3 separate regions of the Homo sapiens genome follow, and regions 1 and 2 are each linked to region 3. A link is a contact called in ENCODE Hi-C or POLR2A ChIA-PET data. All regions are on one chromosome and are shown on one strand. Each heading gives the region's core, a stretch centred on a gene start or an enhancer-like site at or near the end of the contact. The rest is flanking DNA. Distances are from core to core; before and after follow the strand shown. Region 1 holds the start of PLEKHG2 (pleckstrin homology and RhoGEF domain containing G2). Region 2 holds the start of SUPT5H (SPT5 homolog, DSIF elongation factor subunit). Region 3 holds the start of LIN37 (lin-37 DREAM MuvB core complex component).

Region 1 (2,700 bases), core at 45-2,544, 3.7 Mb after region 3:
GCTCTACCAAGTCTGGTCTGCTTCATCCATAGGAGCTTTGCACTAGCTGTTCCCTCTGCCTGAACACTCCCCTGGTGTCCCCATGGCTCACTCCCCTCCTTCATGTCTCTGCTCAAAAGTTGCCTTCTCTGTGAGATCCTCCCTGACCACTGCTGTTGCAATCCACACCCCACCTCCAACTACCCCATCCTCCCTACCTTGCTCGACTTTTTCCATGACATTTATCATCACCACCTAACATTAAAATGTACTTAATTCTTATGTTGACAGCAATCTGCCTCCCCACTAGAATGTCGCGTCCTCAGGGGCAGGGACTACTTGTTCACTGCTGTATTACACACAGCTAAAGGAAGCCAGGCATAGTGAATGTTCAATATTTATTGAAAAAACAAGTCGACTCAAAAACATAGTTTTCCTTTTCAACAGAGGTCGAAAACTCCAAGACAGATAGCTATGTTCATCTGTAAAGGAGGCATTAAAAAGACAGAGAAATACAGAGGAGGCAGAGTCATATACAGTTTGCCGAGGACCCACATCTCTACAGAAGTCAAACTGTTTGCACACAATTCCATGCCCAGAGCATCTAATAAGAGACGATACCCCCACCTGGTGGCTGGGACGGAAACGGCACCTCCCTACAATACAGAACACCCAAAGGACCGTCGCCAAAGCCCTAGGAGTCTTTTGAGCCCAATAATTCAAAAGATAGAAACGTTCATTCATCTAAGTGATGTAGATGTTTTGGTTGGTTTATTAGATGTGTAAGTTTATAAAAACTGATGGGGAAAAAAAGTGCTCCAGGTGAGGATCGAACTCACAACCTCGGCATTGCTCCGCTCGCACTGTCATATAAGTACCGCGCGCTAACCGATTGCGCCACTGGAGCTCCGGCCGCACCCCTGCGCCGGGGTCTTCTTCAGTGGTTCATAGCCACGTGACCTCACCGGAGGGCCCCGCCTTGTGTTATATATGCAAATTAAACATTTTGCATTGACCAATAGGAGACAGTGCATTGCCAGTTCCGGATTCTCACGCCTCGCGGCCCTTGCTGTAAAAGGGAAAAGTCCGCGAGGCGTTTGGAATGTAGGGGTGTCGCCTACCAGAAGGACACGCCTCCTCATGAATATTCAAAACAAGGGGTGGGGTCTTAACCCTTCGCTGGCGGGTCGGCCGGAAGGCAGCCCCTCCCCCCCCCGCAGGCGGGAACAGGATGTGAGCCCCGGCGACAGCGGGGGAGGGGAAGCCCCGGGCGACCGCCCCCCGCCTCACAGCTGGGATCGGACTCTCCCGCCCCAGATGTGGCGCCGCCGCCGTCACACGAGCCCCGTGACACCCAGCCGGGAGCCCGAGGGGTCCAGAGGCTCGGACCCGGGCGTCCGGAATTTCTGCACCGCATCCTGAGAGACCCCGAGGTCCAGACCCCGGCGCCCAGGCTGGAGGACTTGAGCCATCCAGGTGCGCAGCGCCCCCTCCTGGAGCAGCCGGGAGCCCGGACGTCACCCCGCGAGACCCTGGAGGCCGAGCGCCCCGTATCCCCGTTTCAAGAACTCAGGATCCAGGACCGCAGACTCCCTCCAGGGCTCCGATCCCAAGACCCCGCGTTGGAGGAACTTGAGATCCGGACTTCTAAGCGCCCCAACCAGTTTCGGGCTGCAGCGGCCATCGCTTCAAGGGGACCCAGGACTTTGGGACCCCCCTGTGCTCCCACCTGGAGGGAGTTTCATTCCTGCCCCTAGAATTAGGGGAACTCAGAAATCCATCCCCCACCCCACGGCCCTACCTAGAAGACTTAGGAATGTGGGTCCCCAGCGCCGCCATCTGAGACTCCAGAGTCGAGGCTCCTAGCATCCCCTACGTAGAACACTGAGAAATTCCGACTGCGGGACCCCAGTCTCCGAGAGACCCCAGATTCTATTCCTGGAGCCTGAGAGCCCGAAGTTCACGCCCCTGAGTCTGGGCTCCGCACCTCCCTGGGGACCGCGTCGGGGTCGCGCAGGAGCCGGGCTGCCTCGAGCCGGGGCTGGAGGCTCCCCGGGAGGTGAGGGGGGAGGCGAGGGGCCCAGGCGGACTGGGGGAGGGGGCGGCGCCACTGCTGAACAATGAGGGGGCGTGCCGGCGGGGGGCGAGCCGAGGCGCCGGCGGGAGTTGGGGGCTGGAGGGGTGTGGGAAGGCGCTGGGGAGGCTGTGGCTGTGGGGACGGCGATCGGGGTTCGGAGAGACCGGCCGGAGGGGGTGCGAGGGCTCGGGGCCAGCGCCCCAGCGCGCAGCCCTCGGCGGGGGAGGGAGCCGTCTGCAGGACCCTGGCATCCGGTCCCCCAGCCTCCGCCCTCCCCTGGGACCCCGCGGCCTCCCGCCCACGGCTTTTCCCAGCCCTGCCCCTCGCCCTCCGCTCCAGCTGGAGCCCAAACGTTCCCAGGATCCCTAAGCCTCCGGCCCCAGACAAACGGGACTCGCAGCTTCTGCGCCTCCTGCTCCGCTCACTCTTCTTTGTCTCAGCCTTTCCATCTTTTTCGCCAGGTTCTCTCTCCTTGTCCCCTTCTTTCTGTCACTTTGTGCCTCCCCCATTAGTTACTCCCAGGGGCCCCTCCCTGGATTTACACCACGCTCCTAATTCCCAGCCCCCATCTGTGAGTCTGGGCGGCGGAGAGGCCCATGGGGTCCTGATATCCAAGAAGGGGCTCTTTCTGCAGGACTCTGCTG
Region 2 (2,723 bases), core at 172-2,671, 3.7 Mb after region 3:
TTTTACCAATGTGTCCTGAGGCTTCTTTTTTTTTTTTTTTTTTTTGAGACTGAGTCTCACTCTCGCCCAGGCTGGAGTGCAGTGGCGCGATCTCGGCTCACTGCAAGCTCCGCCTCCTGGGTTCACGCCATTCTCCTGCCTCAGCCTCCCGAGTAGCTAGAATCACAGGCACATGCCACCACGCCCGGCTAATTTTTTTGTATTTTTAGTAGAGACGGGGTTTCACCATGTTGGCCAGACTGGTTTCGAACTCCTGACCTCAGGCAATCTGCCCGCCCCGGCCTCCCAATGTGTTGGGATTACAGGCATGAGCCACCGCGACTGACATAGACTTCTGATTTTTAAAATTTCCCCTATCAGGTTAATTTTTCAATTTTTAAAAATTTAAGTTTTAATTTTTTTTTTTTTTTTTTTTTAGAGACAGGGTCTCTATTACCCAGTCTGGAGTGCAGTGGTGCAATCATAGCTCACTGAAGCCTCAACATGGGTTCAAGTGATCCTCCCACCTTAGCCTTTGGAGTAGCAGGGACCACAGGCACACGCCACCACACCACATTAAAAAAAACACAAAAATTGGATACATGGGGTCTCAATTTGTTGCCCATGCTAGTCTCAAATACCTGGCCTCAGGTGATCCTCCCGCCTCAGCCTCCCAAAGCGCTGGGATTACAGGCGAAGGTTCATTTTTCATCTCTCCATTACACCTGTCCACTCTGCCATCACTCGTCAGCCGTCATTACTAATAGATAAATTCGCCTTTAAATGAACTTAGGAAGCCTGGAAAGAAAAATAGGGACTTGGGCCGGGCGCGGCAGGTTATGCCTGTGATCTCAGCACTTTGGCAGGACGAGGCCGGAGGATGGCTTTTTAGTTTGAGTTAGAGGAGTTTGAGACCAGGCCGGGCAACAGCCCGACTCTACCAAAAAAAAAAAAAAAGTACAAAAAGAAAGAAAAAGAAGGAAAAACCAGGGCTTCACGGTCACTCAGACTTGGCGAGGAGGCTTGGGTCTGCCGCTTTCCACTGAGTTTTTCTGAGCTTCAGCGTTCTCTCCAAAACGGGGATACGGATCTCCTGGGGATGCTTTAGAGGGCCTAGGAGATAAAGCCTTGTTTCTTTTATAATTTGCTATTCGCTGATTTCGCCGCCTCCTCGCAGCTTGGCCTACCGCGCTAGTGTTCCGGACTAACGAACAAACGGCTCACTAAATTCAAACATGAGTTTCAGCCTGGTCGCCGAGCCGGCGGGTAGAAAAAACCTTTCCCCTCCTAACCCTCCGCAGATGTCGGCCCCGCACTCCGCCCAGGCCAGCCCTGCCTCTCTCAAGATGGCGACCTGGAAGTGCGTCGCCCGTGCCAGCCCCGGAAATCTCGTGTTAGGCGAGGTCAACGGGTAGGTTCTCGCGAGAGGACCCGTCAGCCCCAGTCAGGCGTCGTGCGAACAGCAGCTGGTACCGAAGGCGGAGGTGGAGCCCGAGAGGTAAGTGCGTGTGCAGAGGTGGCAGTTCCGGGCGCCGGGGAGGTGTAGAGAACAGATTCGGAAACTGGGGAGGTCTAGCATGTGGCGTAGGAGGGGGTCCTCACTCCGCTTCGCGATTGCCAAAACGAGCCTGCCGGAAGCGCCCTAAGGGGTTTTCTTCTCCCAGGGAACCAGCGGGGAAACTGAGGCTCGGGGTGGAGCGCAGGATTGTGGGACGCGCCAAGGCTGCTGTCTTTCCCAGCAGCAGCGGAAGATGTCGGACAGCGAGGACAGCAACTTTTCCGAGGAGGAGGACAGCGAGCGCAGCAGTGACGGCGAGGAGGCCGAGGTCTGTGGCTGGGGCGCTGGGGGAGACATTGCGTCTGGGGACAGGACTCCGGGCAGAAAGGCCCCTGTGGGAGGCTCGAGGGGTTCACAGCGGGCTCTGGCTTCTGGGAACTCCCAGATTGTCTCAAGAGATAGAGAATTAGGCAAGTCGAAGTCAAGCAAAGGGACAGGTTCTGGAGGCCAGAAATGGGTCAGGTCCAGTGAGATAACAGGTGATGTTTTGAAAGTTTACTCTGTGTGCATATAGTAAGCACTTAGCATTAGTTTTTTTTTTTAGTTATGTCTAGTCATTCCATAACTATATTTGTAGTGCCTACTATGTACCAGGCGCAATTCTTTGCTCTTAGGGTACACCAGTAAACAAAAAGATTTTAAAAATGTCTGCCTTCGGGAATGTAAATAAATATAGCCAAGGAATAAACTATATAGTAAGCTGGAAGGTACTCTGGAGAAAAGAACAGAAAAGGGGAATGGAGAGTCCTGGTTGCTCTTGAAATAGGGTCATCAGCATGAGTCTGAGGGGTGACATTTGAGCAAAAACTTGTTGGAGGTGAGGGAGTGAGTCGTGGTTAGCTGGAAGTGTAGTGTTCCAGTGAGGGGGACCAGCAGGTGCAGAGATGGGAGTGTGTCCGCCGTGTTCAGGGATTAACGAGGATTTGAGAGGCCAAGCTGGGAGGATCACTTGAGCCCAGAAGTTTGAGAGCAATCTCGGTAACACAACGGGACCCTGTCTCTACAAAAATATAAAAACCATTGGCTGAGGCCGGGCTTGGTGGCTCACACCTGTAATCTCAGCACTGTGGGAGGCCAAGACAGTGGATCACCTGAGGTCAGGAGTTCAAGACCAGCCTGGTCAACATGGTGAAACACCATTTCTACTAAAAATACAAAAAAATTAGCTTGGCATGGTGGCGCCCAC
Region 3 (2,700 bases), core at 37-2,536:
GATCGGCCTAGTGCTTCCATTTCTAGGGGCTGTTATCCTGTACTGGTAGTCGTGAATTCAAAAATATAACTTTCCTACTGTGGGCTGCAGTATTCTCATCAGAAGTGTAGATCACGATGCTACTTCCTGGGATTTATCTGGACCAAGACGTGTGACAAATGGAAGTTTCCCGTTTTCTGAAGGAAGTGTTGTCTGCAAAAATAAAAATAGTCAAGAGCTTTCTCAGAGAATCCTTCCTTGACCATCCATCTTATTTAAAATTCAATCACCACCTTGATATTCCTATGTCCCTTTCAGGCTACACTTTTTTTGTGGGTTTTTTTTTTGGGGGGGGAGAGGGGTTTGTTGTTGTTGTCTGTTTGTTTTTCTAGATGGAGTCTTGCTCTGTCACCCAGGCTGGAGTGCAGAGGTCCGATCTCGGCTCACTGCAACCTCCGCCTCCCGGGTTCAAGCGATTCTCCTGCCTCAAACTCTCGAATAGCTGGGATTACAGGCGCATGCCACCATGCCCGGCTAATTTTTGTATTTTTAGTAAAGACTGGGTTTCACCATGTTGGCCAGGCTGGTCTCGAACTCCTGGTCACAGGTGATCTGCCTGCCTAGGCCTCCCAAAGAGCTGGGATTTACAGGCGTGAGCCACCATGCCCCGCCCAGATCATATTCTTTCTCCTATTACATTTCACTTAAAATTTACTTGTTTACTGTTTATCTTCCCTCCTTTAAAAGATAAGCTCCATTAGCGCAGGGATTTTTGTCTATTCTGTTCCTCAAGGTGTCTCCAATGCCTAGAAGAGTGCCCGACACACTAATAAATATTTGCAAAATGAATGAAGTTGTACCTGCAAAGAGATTAACAGATACCTGGCACCTAGCGAGTGCTCAGTGAGAGGGAACCCAACGTTATTTTACATTAGTCTTCCTCTTAGGGATGAAGGGACCCCAACGGTTGGTTAAATCCGGTAAAGAGCTAACTTGGTGTTGCTCAACCCTTCTCACACTACAAGTCCCGGGAAGCCTCGCGATGCCCTAATCCTTTGTTTCCCACCGTGCCCCGCGCGGCGCAGGCGCTGTTACTCAGGGTGAGTCTGGGAAGCTGGAACTACACCTCCCAGGAAGCTAGGGGGTAGATGGTTTGTTTCCGGAAGCAAAGCCCCAGGTGGGTGGGACCTAAAGCTGGGAGACTACGGAGGCAGCTCTCAATTGGTCAGGATGCGAGATTGACGGCTGCAATAACTAATAGGAACAAGCTACTGCCGAAGGGGCCCGCCCACAGAAGGGTGGTGGCCACGGTCCAGGCTGGACACAACCAAAGGCGGAGGACCCGTGGCCCACGAAGCTCATCTTTGAACTGTCCCCGCCTTCTCCCGCCTTGACTTGTGACCCTAGGCCCTTTGGGGCGCCTCTGACCCAGCTAGCCAGATCCCGGACCCAAACCATGTTCCCTGTGAAGGTGAAAGTGGAGAAATCAGGTGAGGACCCTGACGTCGGGGGCCTGTCGGGACCATCGGGTTGACAGGGTGTGGAGTCCCGGTGGAAGGGAGTATCGCGGAAAGGGGACTGCACGACTTTTCCCTGAAGCCCACCTGACAATCGCTGTATCAGGCAGCGAGCGTTGCCTGCCACCTTCACACCCTCCCGGTGTGCGCTTGAAGTCGCTTTGAGATTGAATGGGGTGGCTCGGGCAATGACGTGCGTGGTAGGACATGGGGAATCCTGAGCCGGTAACTCTGAGAAGGGCCCTTTTCTTTCCTCTTTTTTTTAATTTAAATTTTTAAAATATTTAAATAGAGACGGAGTATCGCTATATTGCCCAGGCTGGTCTCGAACTCCTGGTCTCAAGCGATCCTCCCGCCTTAGCCTCCCAAAGTGCTGAGATTACAGGCGTGAGTCCCCGCGCCCAGCCGAGAAGTTCTCTTTTCTTGGCTTCCCCTCAGTTTCCCCATTTCCAGCAGTGATCAGAGTCACACATCTTGCTGTGAGCCTGAAGTACAGGCACTCTTAATCCTCACAGTCACTATATTCCAGTAATCCTAGAAAATAGGAACTGTGGTCAATGGGTGAAGCTTAGAAAGAGGAGAGAATTTTGGGTTGGGGCGGAGCTGACCGGATCCCAGGCCTGGCATGGTAAGGGCAGTGGGAGGGGTGCAGAATTTAGACAGAAAGATAATAGTAAAATGATGTAGGATGTCCCATGGCAAAAGTGTTATTAAAACAAAGTGGGAGGCTGGGTGCGGTGGCTCACACCTGTAATCCCAACACTTTGGGAGGCCGAGGCTGGCAGATCACTTGAGGTCAGGAGTTTGAGACCAGCCTGGGCAACATAGCGAAACGCTGTCTCTATAAAAAATACAAAAAAAAAAAAAAAATTAGCCAGGTGTGGTGGCACAAGCCTGTAGTCCCAGCTACTCAGGAGGCTGAGGCAGGAGGATCGCTGGAGCCGGGGAGGCGGAGGTTGCAGTGAGCTGAGATCACACCACTGCACTCCAGCCTGGGTGATAGATTGAGACCCTGTCTCAAAAAAAAAAAAAAAGAAAGGAAAAGAAAAGAAAGAAAGAAAAGAGAAGTGGGTGTGACCACAAATGATGGTGAGGGAAGGTGTACACCTGTGAGTGCCAGGCTGAGGAGTGCAGACTCCACCCCTGGGTGCTGTGGAGTCATGGAAGTTTCCAAGCAAGGGAAGATCAGGGTCAGGTTTGTTAT

What was found. A loop is a pair of places that touch in the nucleus more often than their neighbours do. ChIA-PET counts read pairs that join two places held with the same protein, here RNA polymerase II (POLR2A). Pooled maps may share reads with other maps.
Region 1: a pooled map shows a loop between it and region 3 (5-fold over the local background). The contact joins the promoter of PLEKHG2 here to the promoter of LIN37 in region 3. A Hi-C loop is called at or near these places in 4 of 168 maps with a recorded cell type or tissue (OCI-LY7, ascending aorta, ovary and 1 more), 2 of 37 single-sample maps with no recorded cell type and 22 of 50 pooled maps. POLR2A ChIA-PET finds 5 or more read pairs at or near these places in 1 of 52 experiments (PC-9).
Region 2: a loop to region 3 is called in a pooled map, with 5 times the contacts of the local background. The contact joins the promoter of SUPT5H here to the promoter of LIN37 in region 3. A Hi-C loop is called at or near these places in 2 of 37 single-sample maps with no recorded cell type and 2 of 50 pooled maps. POLR2A ChIA-PET finds 5 or more read pairs at or near these places in 2 of 52 experiments (A549 and HEK293).

Annotation. Positions count from the first base shown.
Region 1 is chr19:39,411,375-39,414,074 of GRCh38, forward strand. It overlaps PLEKHG2 (pleckstrin homology and RhoGEF domain containing G2), which reads left to right and starts at 1,295. Exons shown (of 19, transcript NM_022835.3): 1 at 1,295-2,038; 2 at 2,691-2,700. TRI-TAT1-1 (tRNA-Ile (anticodon TAT) 1-1) reads right to left here and starts at 886; the gene lies at 794-886. RefSeq lists enhancers at 237-326, 737-836, 847-896 and silencers at 1,107-1,466, 1,997-2,136, 2,147-2,216, 2,327-2,386.
Region 2 is chr19:39,444,161-39,446,883 of GRCh38, forward strand. It overlaps SUPT5H (SPT5 homolog, DSIF elongation factor subunit), which reads left to right and starts at 1,422. Exons shown (of 30, transcript NM_001111020.3): 1 at 1,422-1,477; 2 at 1,644-1,805. The coding sequence starts at 1,731. RefSeq lists enhancers at 665-1,462, 1,222-1,491, 1,463-2,259, 1,632-1,851.
Region 3 is chr19:35,747,290-35,749,989 of GRCh38, forward strand. It overlaps LIN37 (lin-37 DREAM MuvB core complex component), which reads left to right and starts at 1,287. Exons shown (of 9, transcript NM_019104.3): 1 at 1,287-1,469. The coding sequence starts at 1,436. It overlaps PSENEN (presenilin enhancer, gamma-secretase subunit), which reads left to right. Exons shown (of 4, transcript NM_172341.4): 4 at 1-230. RefSeq lists enhancers at 541-1,055, 957-1,016, 1,056-1,570, 1,417-1,536.